2 separate regions of the Homo sapiens genome follow, and region 2 is linked to region 1. The links are chromatin contacts, found by Hi-C in ENCODE. All regions are on one chromosome and are shown on one strand. Each heading gives the region's core, a stretch centred on a gene start or an enhancer-like site at or near the end of the contact. The rest is flanking DNA. Distances are from core to core; before and after follow the strand shown. Region 1 holds the start of PDE5A (phosphodiesterase 5A). Region 2 holds the start of METTL14 (methyltransferase 14, N6-adenosine-methyltransferase non-catalytic subunit).

Region 1 (7,293 bases), core at 3,105-5,604:
GATTGGGATCATATTGCTCGGTTTGGAAAGAATAAACATCATAATAATATTGAGTCTGCCGATCAATGAATGTATCTGTCCATTTATTTAGGTCTTTTTGCATTTCTCCCAGTAATGTTTTATAACTTTTAGTGTATATTTCTTATGTATATTTTGCCAAATTTATCCCTAAGTATTTAATGTTTTTTACACGATTATAAATAATATTGTTTTCAAATTGTTCACTGTTAGTTGTATTAGTTTGTTAGTGTTGCCGTAACAAAGTACCACACGCTGGGTGGCTTAAATAACAGAAATTGATCTTGCCACTGTGCTGGGGACTAGAAGTCCAAGATCAAGGTGCCAGCAGGTTGGATTCCTTGGAGGTGTCTCTCCTCGGTTTGCAAATGGCCATTCTCTTGCTGCCTCTTCACACGGTTATCCCTCTGTGGGAGAGTATCACCGGTGTCACTTTTTTGTGTGTGCAAATTCCCTCTTCTTATAGTGGCACCAGTCAGATTGGATTAGGGACCACTCTCATGACCTCATCTAACCTTGATTGCCTCTTTAAAGGCCCTATCTCCAAATACAATCACATTCTGTGGTACTAGGGGTTAGGGCTTCAACATATGAATCTGGGGAAACAAATCAGCCCATAAGACTAGTATACAGAGATACAATTGATTTTTGTATACTGACCATTTATGCTGCAAGCTTGCTGAATCACCTCTTAATTCTTGTAGTTGCTTTGTGCATTCCTTTGGGTATTCCTCATAGATACTCATGTCTGCAAATGGAGAATGTTTACTTTTTCATTTTTATGCCTTATATTTCTTTTTTGTGTTTTTGCTTTGTTGCATTTGTTTTTTCTATTTGTATGACCAAAATCTTTAGCAGTACAGGTAGGTAACAACCAAATAATGTAGAACCCCATAAGCCACGTTACAGAGTTTGAATTTTATTTTAGCACAGTGGGAATACATTGAAGGTCTTTAGTTAAGCTGTTGCTCATGAGCAACAAATGAGCAATGACATATATGTATGTATATACACATATATATCATTGATTTTATATATATATATATATATATCTTAGTCCACTTGTGTTGCAATAACAAAATACCACAGACTGGGTCATTTACAAAAATTAAATATATATATACATATACACACATATATATATCATACATATACACATACATACATCATTGCTCATTTGTTTGTTATAAATAGCATTAACAGCATTTTTCAAGTTATATCCTGGGAGTGTTTATGATTTACTTATTCTTCAACTAATTCCATAACAAGATTTGAGGTGCTTAGAACAATTCATGCCAAGTTAAAACAAAATAATTGGGCAAATTGGGATAAAGAATAAAATGGAGTTGAAAAACAAGAGGCCCAGGTAATGTCAGTTCAAAATATGCTTACCTTTAACTACTTTAAATTTACAGGAGGTATAGTTACACATTTTGGCTGAATCTCCCAGAGACTAGAACTGTTTGAGACACTTCTGTTCCCCAATCCCTTGTGATATGTTTCTCAGGTAATAGGCCTTCACAGTAACTCCCAAACTATCATATATACCACACAGACTTGAGATTCACTATTGAGAGAATCTATGTACTGTTTTTCTTTTTTTTTCTTTTTTGTTATAGAGCCGGGGGTCTTACACTGTCACTGAGGCTGAAGTGCAATGGCACGATCATGGCTCACTGCAGCCTTGACCTCCTGGGCTCAATCCTCTTGCCTCAGCCTCTCGAATAACTAGGATTACAGGTGTGTTCCCCCATGCCTGGCTAATTTTTAAAAATTTTGTGTAGAGATGGGGTCATGCCATGTGGCCCAGGCTGGTTCAAACTCCTGAGCTCAAGTATCCTTCTACCTCTCCCTCCCAAAGTTCTGAGATTACAGGAATGAGCCACTGTGCCCAGCCTATAGATTGTTTTTCTTGAAGCAATTTTTCAGAAACCTTCCTGGTTTCTGATAATTTAACCCTTTCAGGTTAGGAGAGAAAAATGAACATTTTGATATTACCCACTGTCTTAGTCCATTTGTGTTGCTGTAATAAAATATCACAGACTGGGATATTTATAAACAATAGAAATTAATTTCTCTCAGTTCTGGAGGCTGGAAACTCCAAAATCAAAGTGCCAGCAGATTTGGCAACTGGTGAGGGCTGCTCTTTGCTTACAAAATGGCACCTTGTTGCTGCATCCTCAGCAAGGGTCAGTGCTGTGTCTTCACATAGTGGAAAGAATAGAAGGGGCCAACTGTCTCCTTTGGGCCTTTTTTTAAAAAGGCACTAATGCATTCACAAAGGCAGAGCCCTAATGGTCTAATCACCACTTAAAGGCACCTCCTCTTAATACTGTTGAATTAGGGATTAAGTTTCAACATGAATTTTGGAGGGAATACAAACATTGAAATGATTATACGTGTTTATTTAATCAAGTATCCAACAAAAGCAAATAATTCAAGCCCCAAATTCACTGCATCTTTAGTAGATAAGCAGAGTTTTAAATTACGATTGATCTCCTGTTAGGAGGAATGCATGGATTTCCACAAGAAAAAACTGTACTGAGGAGAAACTTTCCACAGTAATGTGCCACTTTTCAGTCAACGACAGACCACATATATGAGTCCCATAAGATAATACTATATTTTTACTGTACCTTTTCTATGTTTAGATATGTTTAGACACACAAATATCATTGCATTACAATTGCCTACAGTATTCAGTACAGTAATATGCTGTATAGATTTGTGGTCTAGGAGCAATAGCCTAAGTGTGTAGTAGGCTGAGCCATCTATTTTGTGTTAGTACACTGTGATGTTCAGAGAAGGATGAAATTGCCTAAGGATACATTTCTCAGAATGTATCCTGTTGTTCGGTGACGCATGACTGTATTCCATGAGCACTATAATCACTATCATAGTAACACATTAGGAGAGAATTCTCATTTCTAAATCCAATATAATTTATCACCCATTAGTTCATACTCTACTGCTTTGATTGCTTTTCTTTGGTTGTGGCTACCTGCATACAGCAGTAAAGTTTCAGAAAAACTGAAGTCGCAAAAGGTCAATTACTCAATGAAGGAAAGATAAACCATTGCATTGGGGGACTAGAAGATACTTTTAAAAGTTCTCAGATTATCAATTTAATGATGTGTTTCTATGTAGTGAATAATGCCTTAAATTCTTGCCAAGAGTATTTAGAAGGAAGTTGTCAGAAGTATATCAGCTAACTCATTTTTTTTTATATCACTGCTAATGGTGTCATTCACACATTGTGCAACCCATAATTCCAGATTTAATTCTACCAAAAAATATAGGTCATTGCAAAATGCCATATTAAAACTGCCAATGCATGACAGGAAGATGGGGATGCAGACAAAGCAAAGGATGACACCAATTCCTTTTTTAAAGAAGCAAGATAGGGATTGGACAAAAAGGCTGAGCCATTTTTAATGGATACTTTTGAGGGAGTGTTAATTCCAATTTAATTAAAATGATGCATTAATTTAAAATTGGGATAACTGGTTGCCCTCGACTGCACCTGGGTTGCGCCAGTGCTCTCGGATTAACCTAATTGTACAGAGGTGCCCTTGTTTTCTAACTTCATGCACAAAGCATTGGAAATTATTTGTTTGCTTTTTCTTTTCCAAGTAAATCTTTTTCCAGTTATGCATAAGGGAAGTTTGAGGCAATGGTTAAAGGCACTTAAGTTATAATTATTGCTGTTATCATTAACATTAAGCACGGGTATGGCTTTGTTGCAAGTTACCCACCTACACCTGCAAATCTCTCTTGCTAGCACACGCCCCAGCTCTCTCCACCCGCAGTGGTCCGTGGCTGGACCGCTTTAAGTCACTGAGCGGGCTGGGCTCTGAAGGAGGTCGGTCCCGCTCCTCCCAGACCCAAGCGTAGGGCTAGGGAAAAGCTAGGCGGGAAGGTCATTGCACTCCCAGGCCCCAGGAAAAGGGCCCAGGGTCTCATCATCTCTTACTTTCGGGCAAAACTTCCCACATCGCGACCTTCCCTCCCTGGGGCACTCTGAGAACACACCCAGTCACCTAGCGCGCTCCCCAGAAGTCGGCTTGGCACACAGCGCACCCCAGCGGCCGCGCGGCCTCCTTCCAGCCGCCGCCACTTGGCTTCCGGAGAGCTCGCCGGGCGCTGCCGCTGCCGCCGCCGCCGCCGCCTCCTGGGAACCAGGGGACTGAAGAGCCTGCGAGAGCGGAACACTGCCGGACCCCGGGTGGGGGGGGCGCAGCAGCTGCGCCTGGCCCCGCCCACCACACCTGGGCGCCCGTAGAACCGCGCGGGGCGGGGCGGGGCAGGAGGCTGGCCTGGCGCTCCGGCCGCTTTGTCGAAAGCCGGCCCGACTGGAGCAGGACGAAGGGGGAGGGTCTCGAGGCCGAGTCCTGTTCTTCTGAGGGACGGACCCCAGCTGGGGTGGAAAAGCAGTACCAGAGAGCCTCCGAGGCGCGCGGTGCCAACCATGGAGCGGGCCGGCCCCAGCTTCGGGCAGCAGCGACAGCAGCAGCAGCCCCAGCAGCAGAAGCAGCAGCAGAGGGATCAGGACTCGGTCGAAGCATGGCTGGACGATCACTGGGACTTTACCTTCTCATACTTTGTTAGAAAAGCCACCAGGTAAGAAGAGGACCCACGGAAGACCCGGGGCTGATTTCTCTCCCCTGTTGAATTGTGCCCTTCGTTCACCCCTGTTCCCAGGCCCTTTGCTTTTGAAGTAGGTCCTCGGTCCTGTTACGAGGTAGAAACCTCAACTCTAAGCGAGCACAGTCGAAAAACTCAAGTGTCGGATTTGATACAACTTGCTCACAAAGTTCAAATACAAAAATGTACTTGCCGACCTCCCACCCTCACCCCCGACCCTCTTGGTATTCCCCGGGAACATGATTATTTTCATACATCCGTGCTCACGGGCCTTCCCCTAGCCCCTCTCTAGCCCTCTGGTTCCCCAAAATCCAATCAGCAAAACCCAAACAGTTTCTGAGCCCCTTCCCTGCAGCTCCGGAAGCACCATTTCCAAGTCGGTCTTGATGGCTCCGCTCCTCCCCCGTCCCCCCTCGCCCTGGCCCTGGCTGGGCGGGGAAGCTGGGGTGAGGGACGAGTCCACGGGACAGCCCAAAGGCAACATGACGGAACCTTGCCAAAGTGAGTGCGGTTGCCTTTTCCCCCCTTCCAGTCTCCTGCTTGTCCCGCGCGCCTCCTTTCACTCGCTTTTCCGCCGAAGGCTGTGCCGCCAAAAGTAGAGCTCTGCAGAGGGGTTTGCGGCGTGCACACAAAGGGCGCAGGGGAGGCGCCGCCTGGAGCGGACCCCAAGGGGCAGCGCAGACCCCAGAGGCCAGCTCTTTCTGGTCCAGAGCCAAGCGCCGGGGCGGCCCTTGCGGAGGGCGGGGAGGAGGGAGCCTGTCCTTTTGGAGGCGGCTGCGCAGCGGGCAGTCGGGGCGCTCGTGGGAAACGCTCGCGGGAGAGTTGGGGAGGAATTGAGACTGGGAGCAGAGGGACAAGAAGAGTGGAGCAGAGAGTGCTTGGCGGGCGGGTGCCCCGAAGCCTGAGGAATTGATGCATAGTCGGGGTGCGTGGACTCCAGGACGCGCCCCTTTGCAGAAAGAGTCCGTGCCCCGCTGCCGCCTGCTCTGGGCAGCGGCCGTCGGGCAGCGGGTGCTGGCCGTCTTGGCCGGGAGGGTGACACACGCCCGGCAGTGATGGTCGAGGAGCCCGCCCGGGTTCGACGCCCGGGTCCCACTCGCCGGCGCGCGGCCGCGGCTCTGCCGGTCGCTCCCCGCCAGGGGGCGGCGCAGCGCGGGGCGAGCGGGAGGCGACGGGCGGCGGCGCGGAGGCCGGGGCCGTGAGGGAGCTGGTTCTGAGTCGCCGACCTCACCTCACCTCACCTGCGCGCGTTGTTGCCCCTACGGAGCCTCCTGGAGTCCAGGATCGGCGGAGTTCGAAAACGAACTTCCCACGTTTGCTATGTTGCCCTTTGGAGACAAAACAAGGTACTTCCTTCAGCATCCCCCTACGTCCCTTCCCACTTTTTCCGGGGGCGCGGCGGGTCTCGGGTGCTGGGTGGTGGCGCCCCGGTGGCACCAGTGGGACGATGTATCATTGAAAATTGACTGTATAACTTTTGTTGTTGTTGTTATTCTTTGCTCTCTTGCAGATGTATTAATAAGGGTCTTAAATTGGGCCCTTTTTAATCTTGTTTTGTTTTGTTTTGTTTTGTTTTTTTCCTAAGGAACATCCAGAGTTGGTGTCAATTTAGTCACTTTCAGGGTTTTTTGACAGAGGGGAAGGCTCCGGGATTAATCTTTTCAATTTAATAACCCAGCCCTTCTTTTAAAATCGTCTTCCCCCGCTTTCACCTTCTTCCTTCAAAATCCTAAATCTTGAGCGCCCAGAGGATAGCCCTGAAAGGGCACTTTTTTGCGAGTTTAGCGTGAGACACTAAGGCCATGGAGGTCTAGAATGATCGGTTGCTGTCGACTAACAGTTTTCAGGGGTCACCTGCCCCTCTGAGGCCATCTGCACCCACTTTCCTTTCACTCTGCGCATTCCCAGCCTTCTGCTCTCCTTGAATTACAGCGCATAGAATGATCAGGGGGCCAGAGAACCAGGCCGATTTTTAAAAGTATGTATTGGACCTGTTCTTTAGGCAGATTATAAACAGTTTAAAGAAAAAAAGTTATTGTTTAATAAATCAGCATAAATGTCCTTTCTTCGTTCCCTATTTTTCTTTTAAAGATGTAAACTAGGGATGGCTTGTTGGTCGTTTTTGACTAGTCATAGATAGGAACACTGCATTTTCAGAACCTACCAACACTTTGAAAGTGTAGCAACATTTTAATGGAAAATAAATGGAAAGAGCTGAGTTACATTTCTTTTCCCATTACTTTTTCTCCCAAGCAGCATAGGATCAAAATCCTATTTCTCAAATTTACCATGCTCACTGTAAAATTTAGATCATCTGAGGCTCTAAAAAAACTTTTAAAAAATTTTCGGTTAGAGTTTTTAAATTACAGTTGATGTTGGCAACAGGCTGAACACTTTCTGTGATATATATATGTATGTGTGTATACATATTCTTAAGAGGTTATGTTGAGTGTAAGTTGGAAAATGAAAGTGTAAAATATTTAATAGTGCAGGTCCTCAATTTTAAGAGTTATAATAAAGTGCTGAGAGTTGTCAGAGTAAAGAATATAACCTAAGAATTTGTGTGTAGCCAGAGGTCTTTCATGAAACAATATTCCAATTTGGTTTTATATTTGGTGGCATTAACAGGAG
Region 2 (7,293 bases), core at 2,952-5,451, 940 kb after region 1:
ATAACATATGCCACTGACAATTATTTTAGCACATCTTAAAATTAGGCTTTCCATCAAATTTGTTTTCCTGGATATGAATCTATCATTTGGATTTATGTTTTCTTTGACCATAAACTTATTTCACTCTCTACTTGCCTTATATTCTTCCATTTTGTCTTCATCTGTCTCTCCTTCATCCAGATACTTACGTTTTGCATTTGGAGCAGAGGTATCATAGGAAGCCCTGAAAAATAAACAGAAATATTACCCATAAATATATACAAGATGTATAAATGCATCTATTAATAATAATAAACAGGTTATAAAAACAGAACAAGACAAATTTTTCCTGATTAAAGAATATCTATCTACGCAGTTTATAAGTCATCCAAAAAGTCAAATAACCTGATTGATAATTCTGTGTTTCATTTTTATCAGAAAGCAACCAAATGAGAAAATAAGCTGCTATAAGGGATATATTGAAAATAAATTTATATAGTATGTATTATTTTAATCTGTTTTGAGCAAAACAGACGTACAAATTGAAAACTAGAATAGCGAAAAAATTTTGAAATGCTTTCTGAACTACCAAATAAATACCACTTTTAGGATAAAGTATATTTTCTTTTATAAAAATTTTTAGGCTGGGCATGGTGGGTCATGCCTGTAATCCCAGCACTTTGGGAGGCCAAGGCAGGCGGATCAAAAAGTCAAGAGATCGAGACCAGCCTGGCCAACATGATGAAACCCCATGTTTACTAAAAATACAAAAATTAGCTGGGGGTGGTGGCGCGCACCTGTAGTCCCAGCTACTGGGGAGGCTGAGGCAGGAGAATTGCTTCAACCCTGGAGGCGGAGGTTGCAGTGAGCCGAGATTGCGCCACTGCACTCAAGCCTGGTGACAGAGCGAGACTCTATTTCCAAAAAAATGTTTAAATATACTTGTTTATTTATAGTATATATGCTAATTCTTAGTCTAACATTCCATTTTCTAAGTACTTTACAAATGGGAACTTACTATCCTCAGAAAATAAATATTTTATAATTAATGAACTGACAATAAAAACCATTGTGTCTAAAATCATTATTTTGATGCTTTTCTTAATACACTGCATACCTACCTAGGGTTATTTATTAAAACAGTAATCCTTTCACATTTTTTTTTTTTTTTTGAGACGGAGTCTCACTCTGTCTCCCAGGCTGCAGTGCAGTGGCACAATCTTGGCTCAGCTCACTACAATCTCCGCCTCCCGGTTTCAAGCAATTCTACTGCCTAAGGCTCCCGAGTAGCGGGGATTACAGGAGCCCGCCACCATGTCTGGCTAATTTTTGTATTTTTAGTAGAGATGGGATTTCACCATGTTGGCCAGACTGGCCTCGAACTCCCGACTTCCTGGGCTCAAGTGATCCACCTGCCTCGGCACAGTGGCTCATATCTGTAATCTCAGCACTTTGGGAGGCCAAGGCAGGTGTACCACTTGAGCCCAGGAGTCAAGGCTGCAGTGAGCCATAATCATGCTACTGTACTCCAGCCTATCCAGCCTAAGCAACAGAGTGAAACCCTGTCTCAAAAAAAAAAAAAAAAAGAATTATCTGACTGACCTGCAAGTTTCTCTTGTTTCAGCAATTTCTCTCTGCTCATCTTTGCTATTTAACACGGCACCAATGCTGTCGGCACTTTCAGCTCCCAACTGAGAAAAGACAAAATCAGAAATTAGATTGCAATGCACTGGATAGCCTTTCTGGGCATTTGTAGCAGCATTTAATACATTAAATACTTAAAAAACAAAAACACCTTAATTCACACACACACACACACACACAAAACAATGAATTAATCAGCTTGCAAGACAAACTGGAAAAACTCTGGAAAAAAACCGCATTAATTAAGATGAGTTTGACAGCTGGCAAAACATTTTATGCTTTCAGTTATACAGCGGCTCCTTGATTTATGATGAGGTTATGTCCTGATAAACCCATTGTAAGTTGAAAGTAAATCTGTTTCAAAATAAACGTTGTAAGTGTGTTTTCAAGTTACAATATTTTCCACTTATGATGGGTTTATCAGAACACAACTCCACCGTAAGTCAATGAGCAGCCTGGATGCCTATCACTCTCAAACCATCATAAAGTCAATTGTTAAGTCAAATGATAGTAAGTCTGGAACCATCTGTATTTGAAAATAAGACACTTTAGCCAATTTCCTGTGAAGCAATACACACGATTTAATATAAAATGAGCATTCCAAATCTGAAAATCCAAAATCCAAAACGCTCCAAAATCTGGAACTTTTTGAGTACTGACATGACATTCAAAGGAAATGGTCACTGAAGCATTCCGATTTTGAGTTTTGGTATTTGGCATGCTCAACCAGTAAGTAATATGCAAATATTCCAAATCCTGAAAAAAATCTGAAATCCAAAACACTTCTGGCCCAAGCATTTCAGATAAGAGATATTCAACCTGCAATAGCAATAACTAAAAAAGGCAGATAAGACAGTGTTTGCACAGGGTTGTGGGTACCATGTTAAACATTTTGTAGGCATCAGCTTATATAACTTATTTATTCTATGCTCTAATAAAAATCGATCCAGTTTTACTCAAGCTAAGTCTTACTATTTATAGACACAAGGCTGAACTTTACTACCTTAAAATGGTAACATAAATTTTGTTTGGCAGTTTGGAAAATTTTGCAAAATACAAACAAATGTAAACAAATAATGGTTATAAGGCTGGCTAAGTAGAGTGCAACCAATTCATAAAAGACTTTAAAAGGTAGAGCCCCTGGCATCTGCTGAGTGTAAAACACTAAACAAATAATTGTCCTATGAATGTATATTGAGTCAAATAGAAGTTTGAATTCAATATTAAGGAGTAAAACGTCTTCTGTGGTAGCAACAAAGAGCTACTTAACATTTTTGAAGATAATACGATAAAAGAAGTTGGCGAAAAGAAGACTTAGAAAGGATACTTGATTTGCCCAAGATCGTAATGCCAGCGGGATAAGGAACAAAGGAACAAATCTGACTCCAAGTTTCCACGGTTTTAGCCATATTCCACAAATCTGTTCATCAGACCATAAAGAGGATAGGTTTCAGAAGTCCATTTACTAAAACCAAGTTTCATTACTGAAAAATAACTGCAAGATGACTAATTACACTCTATGAGCATTGCTCCTATCACTTTTACTGATCTGAATAGTAGAATGGAAAATACAGCCTCGATTTTAAGTAGAACTGTGCACAATCTGTATTTTCTGCATGTGCACTCTACTAATCAGCAAATGTTAACTTACTCATACACAAGAAAGAAGTGAAGGACAATGGTTTAGAAGACAAGCTTTGGGGAGACAAACCTAGGTTCTATTTCCCAGCAGAGAAGTGAGCGACCAGGAGTAAAATTCCTTAACGTATGGAGCCTTTTTCATTACTTGATAAGTGAAGGTAATAATACCTGTTTCAGGAGATTATTGTGACTAACACAGAGTAAGATTTCAAATATTAACTGTGGATGTGACAAGGATACTCTATATAAGATGCAGAATCTAAAATTTACACTCAGGCTACTTCCAGTGTTGTCTTCAGAAAGATGTCAAAGAAAATACTGTAAACGTATTTCATAATGAAACCACAATCTCAAGAATTTGGGGCTGACGACGAAGAAAAGAAAGAAATAGATGACCATTTAATAGTGAAGAGAAATGTAGGGGATAACATGACACTCATCCTGGCGTGAACATGCCAGACACTCGGTGGGAGTTCCACAAAGCTTAAAGGCTAATCCTGGCATTCGGTTTAGCACCACAAAGACCGCGGAAGGAACTGGAAAAACATTCGGGACACCGCGAAAATTGAGAACTACAAAGGCAGAACCAGGGATCAAGATCGCAGGACCAGAAAGGCCTTAACAGCGGCAGGTAGAGAAGGGACAGAAAAAGGCGGGGTGTGGAGGGAGGAGGCGGCCGCGCACTCGCATTCTCGATCCCTCCCACAGGGGACACCAGGGCCGCGGACCTGCTGCGCGAGGAGCTGTCGCCGTAACTTCTGCCGCTCCCGGATCTCCTGCAAGCGGCTATCCATGTTCCAACTCCGGCTTTTCACTATCCCGAGTACTTGTCAATCTCCAGTGAACTCTTATCCAACCTTTCTTCCGAGTCTGTGGAACAAAATTCACCGGGAGCTTACGAACAGAGTATCCTCATAGCTTTCCTCAGTAGAGACTTCCGGCGCGGCCGGAATTGGCTCGCTTGGCCCGGAAGTCCCGCCTCCTTCTGGACGCTTGCTATGTGACGCCACTTGGAAGGGACCCAGTAAGGGATCTGTTGCGCCACAGGGGTCTCCAGGGCCCTCGCAGGTTGGGGTGGTCTGAGCTAGTCTGAAGGAGGACAGTCAGCTGACTTCTCCTTTATCTCTCTTTCCCAGGATAGCAGGTTCCCTTGGTGTATTACAGTTTCTGAAGTGTTGATTCCCTTTTCAATTGATTCCACAGATGACAGTCCTGACGTTTAAAAAATTGCCAGATAACCTTTAATTTTTTTTTTTTTAACAGAACACAAACTTAAGCCAGATTGCCTAGGATTGAACCTTGGCCTCTCACTTCCTAGACGAGTGGCCTTGGCTAGTTAACCACCTTCGTGAGCCTCAGTTTTGTCATCTGTAAAATGGGAGTCATAAGTGTCTACCTCACAGAGCTGTGATTGAAAGGATAAATAGCACCTTGCACATAGCGGTGTAGAAGTGCTTGTTATTGTTAATATTTTATTTACCTTCACGCAGGTAACAGCCACAACATCTGCCCACTCTTCCCCACACCTTACTGTCCCTTGAAATGTTTCCCATTTTACTATAGTATGCATTTTTTGGCTTCTTCCCTTTAGGGAAATGAGTATGTGATAGTAAAGCGTGTCTTGGTTTATGTCCTAGGAGTCAGAAGCTAAGAGACTCCTTTTTGTGCTTGTACATTTGTCTTAACTGAAAATAACCCAAGGATAAGGAAACAAATAGCTTCCTGAAATTACTCGGATTGCGGGGGTGAGGGGTGAGGGCTGGGGGGTGGTGATTCTGTCTTCATAGGATGGCAGCAAAGGCCAAAGTCTTATTTGAGTTATTACCATTATTATTCACCACACTTGCCATCTTATTTCAAGCCTACAGTGGCGGAAGTGGAGTAAGACATCATGTTGCCTCAAGTTTAATTGGAAATCGCGGTAAGTACTTAACAAAATTAGTAATAAGTCTGTTCTTTCAGAGTAGATTTAATTTTCAGAAATAATATTAAGTCATCCAGATCAAAACCAGTTGAGTCAGGCTGGGCCAAAAGTGGGCAAGACTAGATTCTACTTAGTCATGCCCACTTTTATAGAAATAATTATAATGTATTTCCGAAGAACTAGGTCTGAAAGACAATTTTGAACAAGTAGTCCTAAACAATTCCTTGAGTAATGTCAGCACTACTTGGATACTGTAAAATATTTATGTCCATATGAGTTAAAGTGTATTTCTTTAAAAATCAGTTGTATTATCTGGCAATCATTTAAGTTGAATACTGATTTAAATTTTACCAATGGTGAGAATAGGCAATTATTCACTTAAATATCTGTTGATATTGATTGAGCATTTTATATGGCAAGCACTGTGATAGGCCCTAGAGTCTATAAAGTCTGTCAAAGATTAAAAACTAAAGTCGGTTTTTCTTTATGAGTTTACTGTCTAATGGAGGATTTTTCTTTTTCCTGATAAGTTGCTATGCAGGTTACTTGCTTGTAATCTTTGAACCCCATACTCACCTACCCTCTGCTTCGAGATGATGGCTAGGCAGGGAGTCCACAAACTACATTTCCCAGCCTTCCTTGTTAGATGGCTTCCTGTAAGACTCTGCCCACAGGAGGCACAGGCAGGAAATCAAAAGGTGGAACATGGGAAAGCTATTGTCCATTTATTTTACTCTCTGCTTCTGGCATCTAGAGCGATGACTATGTCCCTTACAAAGTCTAGAGCCAGTTGGAGCAGCCCCTCCTTTCCTTACCTTAAGAAAGTGACACCCTTAACAGTGAGTGAGTTTGCTCTTGTGCTATGATACTACTACTTCTACCTTCTGTTCCACCAGCTCAAGGACTGGTAGCCATCCTGCAGTTTAAAATTTCTGATTTAATCTTACTTCTCCCTTTTTGCTCTTCTAGCCTTCAATATCTGCTTAACTATTTCTCCATAGTGAATGGCGTCTGTTTAAAATACTTTTAATTATTTGTTTTCCTGCCTGGAACTGTACTGATGCAGATATGTACTTCCATGTAATATTTACAAAACTGTTGGAGTTGGGCAGAGGGTTGTTGCAGTTTGTACAAAGAAGGGGATATAATTTTGAAATCTCTCTCCCAACTAATGAATTTTAAAACACCAGACCACATCAGCATACTTGTAGAGAATTTTACAAGCCCATCAGTAACATCTGTTCATTATGACAACATAAAGGCCACTAGGGGGTGTGTGTGGCAGGAAGAGGGGGAAGAAATTTCGGAAGTCCTCACATAAAATCCATACTTTTTGAAGAAGCAATTTACTTCTAGGCACTTAATTTAAGGAAGTAAAGAGAGATCCACATTATAACTTATGCATCTCTCCCCAAGCTCCTGGAGACTGACTCCTCCAAACCTATACTCTACAACTCATGATGCTCCCCAACTTATGATGGGGCTATGTCCCAATAAATCCATTGTAAGTCAAAAAATCGTTAGGTGGGCCAGGCGCAGTGGCTTACGCCTGTAATCCCAGCACTTTGGGAGGCCAAGGCCAGCGAATCAACAGAGATCAGGAGGTCAGCCTGGCCAACATGGTGAAACCCCATCTCTACTAAAAATAAAAAAATTAGCCAGGCGAGGTGTTGGGCGCCTGTAATCCCAGCTACTTGGGAGGCTGAGGCAGGCGAATCGCTTGAACTGGGGACGCGGACGCTGCAGTGAGCTGAAATGGCGCCATTGCACTCCAGCCTGGGCAGCAGGAGCGAAACTGCATCTCAAAAAAAAAAAAAAAAAAAAAAATCGTAAGTGGAACTTATGTTAGTTAGGGACTGCCTGTGTAGCTAGTTGCCTATTATACATCTTACTAGAATGCCCTCCACAATCTCTTCTATGGTTTACATAGCTAGTAGCTACCGTACTAGTCAGCACATGTCTAGGTTCGAGAGTATAAATACCTAAACCACTTAGCATTTTATACAATACTTTGCTGCCTCACTGATACAGTTCGAATATAAGTCCCCGCCCAATCTTACGTTGAATTGCAATCCCCAGTTTGGAGGTGGAGGCTGGCAGTAGGT

The links. Hi-C counts contacts between places; a loop is a spot of excess contacts on that map. Pooled maps may share reads with other maps.
Region 2: a loop to region 1 is called in a pooled map, with 15 times the contacts of the local background. The contact joins the promoter of METTL14 here to the promoter of PDE5A in region 1. A Hi-C loop is called at or near these places in 9 of 50 pooled maps.

What each region holds. Positions count from the first base shown.
Region 1 is chr4:119,625,865-119,633,157 of GRCh38, reverse strand. PDE5A (phosphodiesterase 5A) reads left to right here and starts at 4,354. Exons shown (of 21, transcript NM_001083.4): 1 at 4,354-4,638. The coding sequence starts at 4,487. LOC107986192 (a long non-coding RNA gene) reads right to left here and starts at 5,368. Exons shown (of 1, transcript NR_165235.1): 1 at 2,403-5,368. RefSeq lists silencers at 4,021-4,420, 5,641-5,920 and an enhancer at 5,461-5,510.
Region 2 is chr4:118,682,300-118,689,592 of GRCh38, reverse strand. METTL14 (methyltransferase 14, N6-adenosine-methyltransferase non-catalytic subunit) reads right to left here and starts at 4,201. Exons shown (of 11, transcript NM_020961.4): 1 at 3,993-4,201; 2 at 1,582-1,670; 3 at 136-223. The coding sequence starts at 4,058. METTL14-DT (METTL14 divergent transcript) reads left to right here and starts at 4,252. Exons shown (of 7, transcript NR_125930.1): 1 at 4,252-4,288; 2 at 5,126-5,185. RefSeq lists enhancers at 3,663-3,802, 3,983-4,242.